Linked DNA regions of Mus musculus: region 1 is linked to region 2. The links are chromatin loops, found by intact Hi-C in ENCODE. Cell type or tissue: heart. All regions are shown on one strand. Links, peaks and the distances in the headings refer to the core of each region. The heading gives the core; the rest is flanking DNA. Region 1 has its middle 40 kb from the start of Senp6. Region 2 holds the start of Gm39376 (a long non-coding RNA gene).

Evidence for each region. Hi-C counts contacts between places; a loop is a spot of excess contacts. Peaks named below come from ENCODE experiments on the same cell type or tissue, not always from the same donor. Only the 100,000 strongest peaks of a DNase experiment are listed, where the experiment ranks them.
Region 1: it touches region 2 in a loop (8-fold over the local background); 7 of 42 quality-filtered maps call a loop at or near these places.

Annotation. Positions count from the first base shown.
Region 1 is chr9:80,022,814-80,031,158 of GRCm38, reverse strand. No RefSeq gene overlaps it. Among named protein-coding and RNA genes, the nearest start is that of Senp6, 40 kb to the left of the region's middle. In heart, for the core only: a CTCF peak has its summit at 4,964 (motif pointing right); a DNase peak (open chromatin) is centred at 4,938; H3K27ac peaks cover 512 bases.
Region 2 is chr9:78,783,349-78,791,693 of GRCm38, reverse strand. It overlaps Gm39376 (a long non-coding RNA gene), which reads right to left and starts at 6,067. Exons shown (of 3, transcript XR_870938.2): 1 at 5,861-6,067; 2 at 4,630-4,711; 3 at 2,142-2,240. In heart, for the core only: a CTCF peak has its summit at 3,641 (motif pointing left); no DNase peak of the experiment used is centred there.

The DNA of each region.
Region 1 (8,345 bases), core at 112-8,111, 1.2 Mb before region 2:
CTGACCTAAGTTAAATGTTATCTGCATATACATTCTGCTGATGTTTAAATGAACCAATCATGTGAAACCACGCCAATTCCTCCCCCCAGCCCCACCCCTTTTCTTTAAAAACTCCTAGCTTCCAAGCCTCATAGTCCAAACCACTGTTTCCTACATGAGATACTTTTCGAACCGGAGCTCTGCCATTAAACTACCTTGTGTTTTTACATCAAGATGGTCGTCTGTTCATGATTATTGGGTGCATGCCCAATAATTGAGTGGGGGTTTCCCCACTAGGTTCTTTCATATACATAGTAACTAATAAGATCAAATAGTTCCATAAACTACAAGAAAACCATCAGCCTGCTCTTTTGCCACTTTTTCTACCCAAGATTTCCTAAGACATGTTCAAATCTTCTAGGTCTTTAGCTGACATATGCTACTATATATGTGAATATTCTACATATACTTTCATTAAAGCTTAAATTGATACTCCTTTTAAAAATGATGCACTTATTTATTTTATGTATGTGAATACACCGTAGAGCTGTACAGATGGTTGTGAGCCTTCATGTGTTTGTTGGGGACTGAATTTTTAGGACCTCTGCTCGCTCTGGTCAGCCCCGCTTGCTCAGTCCCTACTTGCTCCGGCCCAAAGATTAATTTTTTTATTATACATAAGTACATTGTAGCTGACTTCTGACACACCAGAAGAGGGTGTCAGGTCTCATTATGGGTGGTTGTGAACCACCACGTGGTTGCTGGGATCTGAACTCAGGACCTTTAGAAGGGCAGTCAGTGCTCTTACCTGCTGAGCCATCTTGCCAGCCTAAATTGATACTTCCTACTGATTTGAAACTATGAGATAGGATGGTTAGAGTCCCCCTTTTTAACTGGCCCACCTTTACTCTGTAGTAGGGAATGGCCCTGAACTCCTGATACTTTTGCTTCTACCTCTGGAGTGCTGGGATTATAGGCATGCAGTCACATAGCAGGGCCTTGTACATATTAGAATCGAACTGTATCTCCAACTACAAAGAATCATGGAATGAGGGTGCTGAATTCCAAAGCCAGCTAGGGTTACAGTGTAAGATGCTGCAGCTATATGATGGGGAGAAATTGGAGGGTAAGAAATGAAGGGTGGATTTGATAAAAACAAACAACAAACAAACAAACAAGCAAACCATTGTATTAGTCATGGCTCTCTAGAGTCACAGAACTTATGGAATGTCTCTCTATATTGAGGCAATTTATTGTGATGACTTACAGTCTGTAGTCCAACTAACCCAACAATGGACAGCTGTGGATGGGAAGTCCAAGAATCTAGTAGTTGCTCAGTTCCTTCAGGAGAGCTGTTTCAGCTGGTCTTGTGTAGAAGTGGGTTCCAACAGATGTGCTGGCAAGTAAAGGCAAGCAGGCAAAGAAGAGGGACTCTTCCTTCTTTCAATGTTCTTATGTAGATCTACAGCAGACAGTGTGGCCCAGGTTAAAGGTGTGTACCACCACACCTGCATCCGGGACTTGCTTTGTCTCAGGATGACCTTGAAGTCTGAGATCTTGCCTCGGTCTCCTAATATTAAAGGTGTGTACTACCTTGCCTGGGCCTAAGCTTTTCATGGCCACTATGCCTCAAGATCTCCATGCCAAGATCCAGGTCAGAAACTTGGATCTGGATCAAGATGAGCCCTCCAATTCTGGATTGTAGTTCATTACAGATATAGTCAAGATGACATCCAGGAATAGCCTGGATATGTGCATGCATTACAAAACAATATGATTTTTAAAAGATTCTATGACTAAATGTTGGGAGCTATTAAGACAACACAATTGTCCTGATCTCTGAATTGGGCCTCTCCCCCCCCGAGAAGAAAAGGGGGTCAAAAGCAGCCACCAATGCACCGTTCCGAGAACAACCACAGAATGTTCCAGCCCTAAGTCAGCGCCAGATGTCCTGACCACACCCTGATACCACCAAGTTCCTGCTTCCCCGTGTAGCTGCCAAAAGAAAAAATTTTCACTGCCCCATCCCTCCTGCTGAGAAGTACATGTACTTCCTCCTTTGCTTGTGCATTTCCATTGCCCCATTCCTCCTGCTGAGAAGTACTTCCCCTTTTGCTTGTGCATTTAAGCCTTGAGCCTTGCTCAATACAGTGAGTCCTTGATGCTAATCAGATTGCTTCCGTGTGTCGTTCATTGCACTTGGTTCTCGTCTCTCCCTCCCCCCATTTGGTTCTTAGGAGAAGGTCCCCTCGAGACCCTCAAATAACTGGACCGGCTGGACGGGTCAACTAAAACAAAACAAACTTGCAAAAAATAAAAAATAAAATGCTAGGTGTTAGGAAAAATTATTATACAGCACCACACAATATACAGAGTCCTTAAATATCTGAAAAAAAAAATATATATTTTTTTGGTTTTTTGAGACAGGGTTTCTCTGTATAGCCCTGGCTGTCCTGGAACTCACTCTGTAGACCAGGCTGGCCTCGAACTCAGAAATCCGCCTGCCTCTGACTCCCAAGTGCTGGGATTAAAGGTGTGCGCCACCACGCCCGGCTTGAAAACATTTTTTTAAACCTCCATAATAGTTCATAGGTTTGGTTGAATTTAAGACTGAGATATAAATTAACTCAATAATGTAAGATGAACAATCATTAGTGTCTTAGTCAGGATTTCTATTCCTGCACAAACATCATGACCAAGAAGCAAGTTGGGGAGGAAAGGGTTTATTTGGCTTACACTTCCATACTGCTGTTCATCACCAAGGAAGTCAGGACTGAAATTCAAGCAGGTCTGAAAGCAGGAGCTGATGCAGAGGCCATGGAGGGATGTTTTTTACTGGCTTGCTTCCACTGGTTTGCTCAGCCTGCTCTCTTATAGAGCCAAGACTACCAGCCCAGAGATGGCACCACCCACAAGGGGATCTCCCCCCTTGATCACTAATTGAGAAAATGCTTTACAGTTGGATCTCGTGGAGGCATTTCCCCAACTGAAGCTCCTTTCTCTGTGATAACTCCAGCCTGTATCAAATTGACACAAAACTAGCCAGTACAATTAGTCATCTTGATTTTTTTATTTTTATATATTTGCGTCCTGTCCTGGTTTTTTTTTTTTTTTTTTGTAAGCTAGAATTCCTCCAGAAAGAAGAACCACAATTGAGAAAATGTTCCTATTGGAGTTGCCTGTAGGCAAGTCTGTAGTTTCTTGATTAGTGGTTGACATGGAAGGGTCACTAGGGCAGTGCCACCTGGGAAGGCAGTCTTGGGTGACATAAAGTAGGCTGAGCAAGCCATGATGAATCTGTGAGTAAGCAGCATCCCTCCATGGGCTCAGTTCTCGATTCCAGATCCTGTTCTGAAGGAGTCATTGCTTTGGTGTCCCTCAGTGGACTATGACCCAGGATATATAAGTCAAATAAACCCTTTCCACCTATGTTTCTTTGGTGTAGTGAGAAATTTGGTTTCTTTAAAAAAAACATTATGGGAATATGCTTTTGTTTTAAACAAAACATATCTAGGTGTGGGATACGGGGCTGCTTTAGACTGTCCACAGCAGCTGACTATGATTTACCTCATGCTCTAGTTGGAGATAGTTTTGGCAGGTGTGTCGTATTTGGAATTCTGGAACTTTTCAGAGGGTACATACATAATTGCCAGGGCCTTGAGAGGCTGTGTGTGTTGTTGGTCAATTGCTGTTTGTTACGTAGTTATATGCAAAGAAGAAATAAAAAGAAATTAAATATTTTGACAGCAAAGATCCAGCTTGTCTCAAGGAACTTGATGCCCCTAAGCAGCAGGAAGTAGTCTAAAAATAACGCTGCCCCCCTCCCTTCTATCCTTTCTTCTCTCCTATCTAGTGTAAGGGGATTGGAAGGGTGGGGAAAAAAAGAGGACCCACAAAATGACCAAAAGTCTACACTGGCTACACTTCAGCCAGTGGTTTTTTCCATAGTAATAAAAAGAAAACTAAAACACCTCCTCTTCTGCGAGAATGTCTCCTTCCCTGTCTAGTTTTGTTGAGACAGTCTCAAGAAGCCCTGGTAGTCTCGAATTCAGAATCCTCTTGCCTTTTCTTTTTACACGCTAAGACTACAGATACGGTTCATCAAGTTCTGCTTCCCACTCCAAATGGCTTTATGGCCTTCCTTACCTCACAGTCAGAAATGTCAGGGTGACATTCTTCATACCAATGTTGCTTTTTATGCTAGAGCTACATTCCTCTGCCTGACTTCCCAAGTTCCCTCCTTCATGCAGTCACGGCTATCAGATTTTACATGACTTTCCAGAGGTCACGTGCAGAACAAAGAATTTTGCTCTGCTAACCTTTAGACAGCACACTGGACTAGGATTCTGTATCTTTTCCATTTAGCAATGTTTATCTTAAAGAGAACACGGAACCAGTCCCCACCCCTTCTCTTTTGTCCTTCCTTCCTCTTGGGAATGTATTCATTTAGCCGCTGTGTGTGAGATGCTCTGCTCTCCATGGGAGTGGAGCTTACACTTTTCCTGCCGCCTCACTGTACTTTATAGGAAAGTTCCATAGTTTACTAAGCGCTCCTACTGGGGGGCATTTGAGGTATTTAAAAAAAAACCTGATAGTAAGCCAGGTGTGGTGTCATTCACATGCAATTCCAGCATAGAAGCAAGAAATAGAAGGGTTACAAGTTCAAGGTTATCCTTCACTCTATAGAGTTTGAGGCTAGCCTGAGGCTCATTAAACCCTGTCTCAAAATTGTAAATTAAAAACAAGGAAACTCTTGATATTACTTGATATACTATTGGGATTAATCTTGGGTTGATGTTACTTTGAAAGTCAGTGAGTCTTACTGAAAGATGAATTCCACCAGTCAAATTGCCTGAACATTCACACCAAGTCATTGGGTTGGCTTTAAGGATAAGATCACAGGGACTGAGGCTGCGAGTGTCTGTCAGACTTGCCCTAGAAACATGACCCCAGTGCCGGTTCCATCAGTGTGTTTATCCAACTTTCACCACTAGGTGTCAGAGTTGTGCTGCATGAATGACTACCTTAGTTAATTCAGGAGATCTTGTAGAGTTCATTTTGAGTTTTAAGGACTTTGTTTTCTGTTTAAAGGCTTTTGAGAACATGTATGTGAGATTAATCAGAAGGGATATTTTCTTTTCTCTGATATGTTCAGGTTAACTGTATTTGCCACCAGCCTGGAAGATGAGTCAGTTAGTTCTCTTACTGTGACCACATACCTGCCAGAGCTATCAAAGGAGGATTCACTTTGTTCCTGGTCTCAGAAAACTCTCTCCATGGTTGCTTGGTCCCAGGTGCCTGGGCAGGATACCCATGTTGGCATATGGGCACATGTCCGTGATCCCAGGATGTAGTGCATTTGTGACCAGTGGGGCTATAGGAGACCCTGTCTCAAACAAACATACAAAAGCAAAAAAATTAAAAATATTTTTTATAAAGACTTATTTGTGTTATGTATGTAAGTACACTGTCTCTGTCTTCAGACACACCACAAGAGGGCATCAGATCCTATTACAGATGGTTGTGAGCCACCATGTGGTTGCTGGGAATTGAACTCAGGACCTCTGGAAGAGCAGTCGGTACTCTTAACCGCTGAGCCATCTCTCCAGCCCCCTCCCTGGCCCCCAAAAAATATTGAAGAAGCAATGTAAATGAATTTTAAAATGTAAAAACAGACTGTTCATATGGACAGCAACACACGTGTGTTCTATACTAGCACACTGAGCCTTATCTGTATGTGGCCATCTCTGCTTCTTACTCCTCCAACCGAATAGTCTTAGAGATCTTTCCACTTCCCTCCGTAAGTATTTTCTGGCTTTGTTCTTGTTTTTGTTTTGTGTGTATATGTCTAATCAGTATTTCATTATCTTGTCAGTTAATCAATCTAGATAATCCTCACAGAGCTGCCCAGAAGTTTATGTTCATGGCGATTCAAAATCCTATAGTTGATGATATTAACCATAGCACAGAGGTCTTTAATTAATTCTTAGTATATGAATAATCAATCCTGCGATTTGATTTCTAAATATTGCATTTCTGTGCTCTTCTTATGTTTAGCATGTGATATAGAAGAGCTGTGATCTTGATCATTTTACATCATATTTATATTTTTGCCATTCCAGGATGTGAGAGGGATGTGTATAGTTGTGAGGGATTATGCAGTGTGCACCTTTGGGCTTTGCTAGTCTGCCCTTTGGTAAGCACTTTTCTCTTCTCTACCTTCTATGTGAAGCAGATGTTGACTACTTTGATTAAAAGTAACTAAAAGTAATAATGTAGGTGAATGAGGCTGTCCTGTGGATATAGGTGGCAGAGAAGTGGAATTGTTGTGTTTATTTATTTGCTGAAGCTAGGTACTAGTTTATTGCATTGTAGATATTCTCAAGTCCTTTGGTCTTAGCATCCCTTTATTGCCTAGAAAAAAATATTTTTTGAAAAAGGAATTCACTATGATACCTCAGGCTGGCACCTGTCTCTCTCTGTCTAGAAAGTGATTGCATGTACCATCCAGATGGTCATATTGTTTTATTCCTTAAAGCAGAGTTTCACATTGCCTCTACTGGTGTAAACTTCCTATGTAGCAAGGACAGCATTGAACTTTGCCTCCACCACCTGAGTGTGGTGATTGTAGGCATGTGCCACCACAGCCAGCTACATCACAAAACATCGAAGGGTAACTGAAGAGCTCTTGTTTACAAAGGTCTTGTTGAGCAACATTTATTGTATTGCAGATGAAAATCAATGGATTCTTTTGTGAAGTAGCAATGATGAACTGATTGTAACATATTTAATAAAATTAATTATATTAAAATATATAATACTTTTGGATATATATATATATAATTATATATAACACGATATAACTATATAACTATGTAACTATGTAATTATATAACTATATAACTATATATATATATATATATATATATATATATATATATATATATATATACACACACACACACACACACACACACACTATTGGATGGCTCAATAGGTTAAAACAAACAAACAAAACCAAAAACAACCCAAACCAAACAAAAACAACAAAAAAAACCCCATGCTTGCTGCAACAAATCTGACAACTACAGTTCAGTTCCTGGAAGCCACTGTGGAAAGAGAGAACCAATTTCTAAAAGTGGACACCTGACCTTCACATACTCACTGTAGCATGTATGTGAAGCCCCTGTCCAGACCCCACGCAGTAAAATAATGAAAACATTAAAATTATGTGAAATGTATTGGGAATCGTGGCGCATGTCTTTAATCCCAGTGCTGGGGAAGCTCAGGTGGAGGTCTCTCTGAGTGCAGGGATAGCCTGGTTACATCATCAGTTCTGAGCCAGCCAGGGACCCAGGGCGAGCCCATGTCAAAAAAATACTATGTGAACTGCTTGCTTTAAAGCTTTGTAAATCTCTTATATTTTGGTAAAACAAACAAATAACTGAACCTAGAGCTTTAGTGTCAAACTACTGTCTGAATTTATATAGTACTACATACCATGAAGGGCCTAAGAATTTCATCACAAATTTCTGAAGAGCGGGAGTATAAAAGGCAACCAATTCTGAAGTGTTTATTCTAGGATGCGGAACTTTGGGAGTGGATTTGGTTCTGGCACACCAATCTGGAAAGAATGCACACAACAGTTTAACACATTGGCAGACTGCTGAGTTTTGATGGACTTACCCAACCCCCAGCCCCCAACCCCACTGACTTGCTGATTGGAGCCTTCATCTACCTTATGAAGTGTTACATCCAGGAACATGCTTAATAACGGAAGCTTAGGGGGCCGAAACAAGAGAATCAAAAGTAAGACAGACCAGAGCTATATCATGAATTCAAGACTATTCTAAGCAAGATACTAGCAATAACAACAAAACACAAAAGGGCAGAGCATGTGCTTGCCTAGCTTGTATAATATGTGCAAAGCCCTGGGCACAACCCCCAGCACTGAAAAATAATGACAGCGCTTTATCCTTCTGTTCTGTGCAATCTGCCTGGAGAGCAGACTTTCTCCCTTTATCTCGCGATCTCTGTTTTCCCAGAGTCATCATCTGTGCTTTATTTTGGCTGTGTGTGTCCTTGCAATGCAGAGTGCAGAGCAAAGCTGGCCTGCTGGCTGTGGCCAGCCAAGCTGCCCCTCCTGGACGGTGAGAATAGGGTGAGAGGGAGACGAAGGGCCTGGAGACAGACACACTCTAAACAGCCAGACCTCCCAGCTATGCCCTTGTGGCCTAGGCTGGCTCGGACTCACCATGTAACAGAGGTGACCTTGAACTGATCTTCCTCCCGCGTGCTGGGACTGTAGATCTGTGAGTGCCACTATGCCCAGCTTCTAAGTTTTTACAGATTCTTTTTCTAGTTTT
Region 2 (8,345 bases), core at 20-8,019:
GCACACGACAGTGGAAGGAGAGGAATGATTCTGCAAAGTTATCTACTGACCATCATATATACATACCAGCAAGAATGCACATGTGCACACACATACACACACACACACACACACATACAAACACACACACACACACGCATGCACACACACATACAAACACACACACTAATTTTTTTTAATGAAGGAAAACAGTTCATTAAACATGCTTTCTTGAAAAGGTCCTGTGGGATAAAGTACTAGCCTGCCTGAGAGTCATTCAATTAAACAAGTAGAACTCACACAAGACCTGCTGTTCATGTGGGAAGAAGATCCAGCTGACTCTCTATGCTGTTCCCCTCCTGCTTCCTGTGCAGGGGCTAGACCTAAGGGTTCAGATTAACAAACAAAATGTAATAAAGTAATCCTGTCATTCAGAAGATCAGGTTGCAAAGACTCTGGCTTCTATCCTGCTAATGTCTTTTGCTCTCTAACTTACTGACTCCAACAGAAGTGGCTGCCATCTTGAAAGTTTCTGTTTGGAAAGCAACTGCCAGAAAAGAATGAATCCTATCCTCAGCTACTTTGAGTGGGCTGTAAAGCCTTGGGTGACACGATCCCTGGCCTCACTGGAGCTGCAAACATAGCAAGATCCAGACTTCTCCTCCGTTCTTGTTCCACAAAAATAAGGAATATGTGTTATGTGAGCCAATCTATTATGAGGTGTTTTTTATGAAGTTGTGGATAACTAATGTAACTGAGGGTGAACTTTGTGTGTAGAAAGGGGAAATATTGATGGAGATTTTGATGCTTGCAAGTGATGGTTTATAGTTAACTATGTTTTCCAGGAATCTTTGATTGAAGGTTTCTGCCCCATAGAAAAACAAGAACAAAATCCATGGAATGAAAACAGACTATAGAACAGGCCATTCTACTTTTTTTAAAAAAAAGTATTAGCATCACCTTCATTTATACATGGTAATTAAAAAATAATTCACAGGTCTATAAGATCTCTATTACTAAGGTAAAATCCTGACTTGTCAATGTGGTACATACCTTCAAATTTTCCAAATGATACCTATAAACCACAGCTAGTTATTTGACCTTCTCTTCATGGAATGTATGGCACGCTTCTTTATTTAAAAAAAAAAGTGTGGAGTTTAGGTTAACCCAGAAAAATAACATTTTACATCTATGTCATATATATCCAAACACAAATATCTTTTTAAACGACTCAGTTGGGGGCTGGTGAGATGGCTGAGTGGTTAAGAGCATTCATTGTGTGGATCTAGGTTCAATTCCCAGTACTCACATACTGGTGCTCAACATCACTAACTCTAGGTCCAGAGGATCCAACACTGCCTTCTGCCCTCCACAGGCACCAGGCATGCATGTGGCATAGAGACATACATGTGACCAAACCATTCATACACATAAAATTAAAAATGAATCTTAAAACCATTTTAAATTAATAGAAAATAAATTTAACTTATCCCATTGGTTTTACTACAAAAGTATGAAATTTATTTTACGTTCTTTTTTCTGAAAATTAGATTATACTTTTTATACTTTGCCAGAAATATTTTTAAATAAATCTTATTTCTTCTTTAGTATACAACAGGTTTTTTTGTTGTTGGTTTTTTGTTTTTTGTTTTGTTTTGTCTTTTTGCTTCCCTACTTGTAAGGCCTAGGAACTCACTAAACACAAATCTCAAGTTCAAAAGCACAGCTGAATAATTAAGAACAAAAGCACTGTCCATGCTATGCTTATGCTTGGGACTTAAATCAAGTAGCATGCCAGTGCCAGCCTCCCAGACTACAGTTGCCTAGGAACTAGGCAGCATCCAAGGATGTATGTGGGGACCAAATCAATGTAGGAATCAGAGATGAACATCACTGAGCATAGAGACAGAGAATCTCCAGGCACTGATCCACTGAACCAAAGCTGCTGAATTTCTTTTTCTTTTTTTTTTTTTTACTAAAATAGATTTTATTGTGACAGTAGTGAAATTACTCTTCTACAGATATAGAACTATGTTCTGTGCCAAGCTATCTAAAATTCTGGTATTTTTCCAGACAGCATATAACATGTATTCCTATGTTATAGAGTGGTGGTCCTTGTGAGTGAATGTTAATGAGATTCCAGATGAAATGTAAATACATACCAAATAGGCCTTTCTCCCATGCTGCTTTCTCCATCACTCCCACTCTCCAGCATACAACTCCTGTTTTGGTTTTATCACTATGCTTTGTTTGAGGTACATCTGTGGAGAAAGATGTAGGTGACAAGTTATAGAAACATAGTGACCATGGTTAATTCCTTTCTCCATTGCCACAAGCAAAACCTATGAGTTGTCCCAGTCTGTTGTGCCCTCTGTTTCGTAAATGAGTGTCTACATACCAAATCCCGTTGGAAGCTGAAAGTTTATTCTATACCTCTGAACTGACGGTTTTTACCTGCTTCCAAGGTCAATATGTGATCACATAAAGGTTATCAAATAGTACAGAAGGTCTACTAAATTTATTATATGCCTTAAGAGACATGAAGACTGCTGTCAACCTACTGACACTGGTGTTGGTGAGGTTACGTGCAGCAGGGTCAGGTCATCATGATATCATAACCAGCTGAGGGAAAACTCCATTCAACACACAGCACTAGGGTCACTAGGGTTATATCCATTTCCTAGGGTTACAGTAATAACAGAGTACCACAAACTAAGTAAGTGGCTGAGACAGCAGAGACGTAATGTCCCACAATTTCAGAGGCTGCAATTTCAAGATCAAGATATCAATTGAGCTGCATTCCTTTGGAGTGCATAGTATCTGTCCCAGCTCTCCTTTAGTAGTTTCTTGGTTTGTAATATCATAAGTGCAGCCTTCACATGACAATCCCTGGGACACATGTCTAGATGCAAAGTCCTTTTTCCAAGAATACCAGCCATATTGAGCCTGGGTCTTAATCTACTCTAGTACAACCTTAACTGTCACATTTATAATGACCCTATTCACAAATGAGGCCACACTGGGAACTACACATTCAACATTTGGAGCATGCCACAATTCAACCCGTGAAAGGGATTAATAAATCAAGATTAAGAATAATTGGTTTTCCTCACACACTGTAATAGGCCAGAAGGACTGCCTTAGAAGGGTAATGCTATCAGAAAGCCATTGTGGAATAGAGACTTGACTGGTTAGCCAAGGTAGACCTCGGAAATGCATCTACGGAGGGAGTGTCCTGCTATATCACTTTAAACACCAGTAGCAAACAAGCCTGTGGTGAACCCTTAGCATGAAACTGAGTATCAATAAGACTTGGGGAGATGGGGGAGAAAAGCTAGCTTTCTGGGCCATTTAAGAGAAGATTCCATAGAACCATTTAGTTTCTCAGTTGAAGTCAGAAACCTAAGGGTACACACAGTTCCTGGGTTGTAGAGACTGAGAGCCCAGATGTGCTGATAACCCATCTAGTATCCTTTCCCTACACCACAAAGATTAAAACTCCAAAATGAGTTCCAGACGTCCAGGCTCAAAATATCAACACTATACATTACTTATCCCTGAATGTAGGTATCTAAGAGGCATGGATATCCAATACAACACACTCACCCAATTTAGCCTGCTGCTGGCTCTTAACAACTGTAAGTTAACACTGCCCTCTAGAGGTCTCCTACTCAGTTTCATCCCTCCTGAGCTGCCTTTCCTATATGGAGTGTGTCCAGTCAATTGCTCTCAACCACACATTCTGTACATAATTAGGAGGACACAGTCAGTCACCAACCAGAAGACAAAGACATATTTCCTTAGCATGTGCCATAGTTATATCTCTTGTCTCACAGAAATTCTGTATAATTCACTTGAACTCATTTATGTGGCTTCATCTCTACAAAGTGACACATCTGAATCCAACGGCAACATTCATCTCTAACTATGCAAAACACCCAAAGGGGCCCAAATATTAAATTAGAAACACAGAGACCAAGCTTCTGATGACTCGTGTCAGAGGAGGGTGATGAACTGGAAGGAGTTGAGTGAAATTCTGTCTTTGTGTTCTGTCTCCCAGCTCCATCACCAGAAGCCCTTAGACAGGCATCAGTGAGTTCACTAGTCTGTGTTTTTCTCATTTGGTTCTAAGCCTTTCCAGCAGATGCTCCAAAGTCAAACTGAGTCTCTGGAATCTTAAATTCTATGACCACTTCTGCTAAAAAGATGTGTGACCTTGACTGACTCCGCTAACCTCCCTTGTTTCAATTCTGTCTACTTTAAAATGAGGGTCTGTGTTTAATTATCTCAAAGGACCCTTTCAACCTTCATCCTTTGTAACACTCTGCAATCAATTCTACTGAGTGCTATATCTGGGGTCCATATTCCAGAAAAGTCCTATTTAACATCACGAAGCATCCATATTAGAAATAAAGTTGTTTGGCAATGGGTCAAAGAGCCAGAGCAATCTTCACACCCATATGGCCATTTCAAATATCAAAATATTCACTGAATACGTGCCACTGGGAACAATAAAAACTTCCCCCAAGAACTTTCAAACACTCAAATACATTCTATGATTTTTGACTATACCTTTCACTCTGGCAGCTAAACTGTTAAGAAACATTGTTTCAGCAATGACAAACTTCAACGAAGCAACATAGTACACACCTGCAACACCAGCATATGGAAAGCCAATGGTGGAAGATGATGTAGTCATCCTTGGCTGCATAGTGAGACCTTGTCTCAAAACCTAAACAGAGGTCTGAAGATGTAGTTAGTTGGTAGAGGGCTTGGCTCCTTATACACAAAGCCCTGGGTCTGATCCCCACACTATCTGAATTTCTGAATTGAGTATACTGGCATATAGTGCTATCGTCTCAGAACTCAGGAGGTAGAAGGAAAATGATCAAAAGTCCAAGATTATCTCCAGCTACATATTAAGGTTCAAGGAAAATCTGAGATAAATGAGACTCTGCCTTTAAATGTGTGTGTGTGTGAGAGAGAGAGAGAGAGAGAGAGAGAGAGAGAGAGAGGGAGAGAGAGAGAGAGAGAGAGAGAGAGAGAGAGAGAGAGAGAGAGAGAGAGAGAGAGAGACTTGCCACATACATAGAGTAGTTGTGTCTACCAATAAAAATAAAAAACCTTTTGGAGCCAAAATCAAATATTCCTCTCCTAAAACGTGAAATGTAATCTAAAATCTTTATTTCCATTCAATTCTACCCAATTGTTCCTGCCTTGTTATTTTAATAATTTATTAACTAATAAAATAATATCAATCCCTACCATCATACTTAAAACCTACAAAATTGTAAGGAGTAAATCTAATATAGAACTCATTTGAGGGGATATTTTTGGACAAATTAATTGAAGACACTCAGAAACAATTCCATGTCCTTCAAACAGGCAACCAATCAACTCCCTTTGTAGCTCTGATGAGGTGATTTTCTATGCAATTATTACCTATTAGTATATATAATAATATATTAGTATATTATTAATAAAAACCCCGTAAGCATCTCATTGCTGTGATTGACTCTAGTTCTTAGAAATTTCACTTGTTAAATTCTCATATTTACAGGAAAAATAGATGCCACACATCTAAAACCCTTGAAAGACCTCTCTACCCAACCTAAAATTGTCAGTGCTCTGAGAAGACGTTTTCCTTTTTGCCAACTTCTGTGTGGCACCTTAGAAGAAACTCAAAGACTTCAATCATCATTAGCAGGGAGACATGCACCAGAGGAAGCAGCTATGGAATGAGCTATGGGACAAGGGAGATCTCCAGTCGGAACTGCAGAGGATGTGCCAAGCTCGTGCTCAGACAAGACAGTTCAGACTCCAGAGGTCAGCCCAGGGGGACGATGCCAGCAGCAAACATCCACCAGAGCACAGGCTGTACCGTTAGGGTGGTTGGTGAAAGGACTGCACGGCCACTGGAACCCACTTCCACTGAAGTCAGATGGCATGGTGAGTGGCATTTTCCATGTGCCACCACGTTCAGTCAATCTGTTAAGGCTTTTCAAGACTTCTTCAACATACATTTTTGTCACGGAGATTGGCATTTATAGACATTGGCAAAAGAAAGTGGAGAAAACACAAATACAGGTCAACCATCACCTCTCCTGATCCACAGGTTCTGCCCAAGTTCCTTAGACTCAACCAAAGTTACCAGGTGGTGAGGATGCCTGCGTTACATACATACATACATACATACATGCATACAGGGTTTCATTTTGTGTCACTGTTCCCCTGAAGAGTACAATACAATGGCTATATACATGCTATTTTATATTTATATTTATATTTATATTATATTTATATATATTATATATTTATATTATATTCATATTTATAGTATATTATGTATATATAGTATATACAGGGTTTCATTTTATGTCACTGTTCCCCTGAAGAGTACAATACAATAGCTATATACATGCTATTTTATACTTATATTAATATTATATTTATATTTATACAAATATATATTTATATATTATATATTTATATATTTATATTATATTTATATTTATAGTATATTATGTACTGTAAGCGACTCAGATATTATGTGAGGAAAGTAGCAATATGTGTACATGTTATATATAAATACTATGTGATTTTTATATAAACAATATAAGTATCCAGGGATTCTTTTAAACGTGGGGCCCTGGAACCAATCACTCCTGGATACTGCAGACTAATTATAGAGAGAAAGATATCCTATGCTCCCACACTAGAGTGGTAAATATTGTTTAAAAGCCTATACAATTCAAAGCAATCTCTTCTCAACACAGTCTCAAAAAGCTAAGAGAGTTTTTACAGAAACAGAACAACTTTTTACAATTCAGAGGGAGTCACTAAAAACCCCCAGTAGGCAGAGTTATAAAGCTTTAGTAATAAAAGCAGCAGGTTAGTGCAAGAAGGAAGCTCGAAGTGTTCTTATCGATCAATCAATCAGTCTGTCAATCGGTAAGATAGCTCAGCTAATCAAAGTGCTAAGTACAAAAGCCTGACAGGGTTTCAGCTTCAAAATCCACACAAGGGTAAAAGGAGAGGACCTGCTGTACAAAGTTAACATCTGGCTTCCATACACACCGAGACATGTGTGAGCCTCCCCACCCCACACACTAAGGATAGTAACGATAATAGCGGTAACTTTAGAATGTTAAGTATATGAGGCAGATCATATGCCAGCACACTTGATTTGACCATTTCAAAAGTACCACAGCATAACATGTTGTAAATAATATAACTTTCAATTTTAAAAATTTATGCTTGGGAGGTGCTGATATTAGGATGTAAAGTAAATTAATGAATGAATGAAAAGTTATATTTTTACAGAAATAAATAAGGAATGGACATATTTGAATCTGATATTTCTATGGCACCACCCCCACCCCCACCCCCACCCCCACCCCCATCACCCACAAATATCACAACATCAGCTGAGGAATCCCAAAACTGTGTCAGAAATGACATAATGCCAGACACTCTTAGGAGCTTGAAGGGCACCATCTAAGAAACCCTCATCCAGATGCAGTTTCCTGAAACCTAACAAACATGCTTGTTCCTAGGGCAACCTAACATTACGGGAAATCCCGAATGAAATGCTAAGACTTAGCAAAAACAACACACAGGTGACACACGTTGGGACGGATCTGGCACGCTCAGGTCCTAACAAGGGGTCAGATGAGGGTAGAGTAAGTTTCCAGAGGAAGCTTTGCAAATGAAAGGCTCTACCCCAGACAGGAGACAATGGTGATCTATAGACAGAAGTAAGAAAAAAAGAAAAACCTGTCTGCGTCTCTTCCCCTGCCAGGCCAATCTGACTGTATCAGGACACTCCATTCAAACTCTCGGGATCTTCTGCTGCCTCTCAGGCATTCCCACAGTGCATCAACTGCTTGCCGGGACAGGACTTGAGCGCTTGCTATGCAAAGTGTACATGCACCAATGAAAAGTTCTTGAAAATGAAACAATACTGAGTCTATTATAATGCTGGGTTTATTATAGTTCATATGTTCTCCGATAATTATGGGACTTGGTATATTAAGAACACTTGAGAGTAAATGTTAGGTTGAAGTCCTTACAGAGGAATAGGAGCTGCTGCTGCTGCTGCTGCTGCTGCTGCTGCTGCTGCTGCTGCTGCTGCTGCTGCTGCTGCTGCTGCTGCTGCTACTGCTGCTTCAGTTTCAAGGGAATATCCCCCCCCCCCGACCCCTGCACCGAGAAACCTAGGTGCCTTATTTGTACGCAAGGGTTGGGGGAGAGACAATATGAAAGGGTGTTTCATGCCTTGGCTGTGCGTTGCTGAATCCTGAGAAGTGAATTCTTTTGATCTCTACTTTCTGAAACATAAGGCACCTGTAAGGCAGATTCAGCCA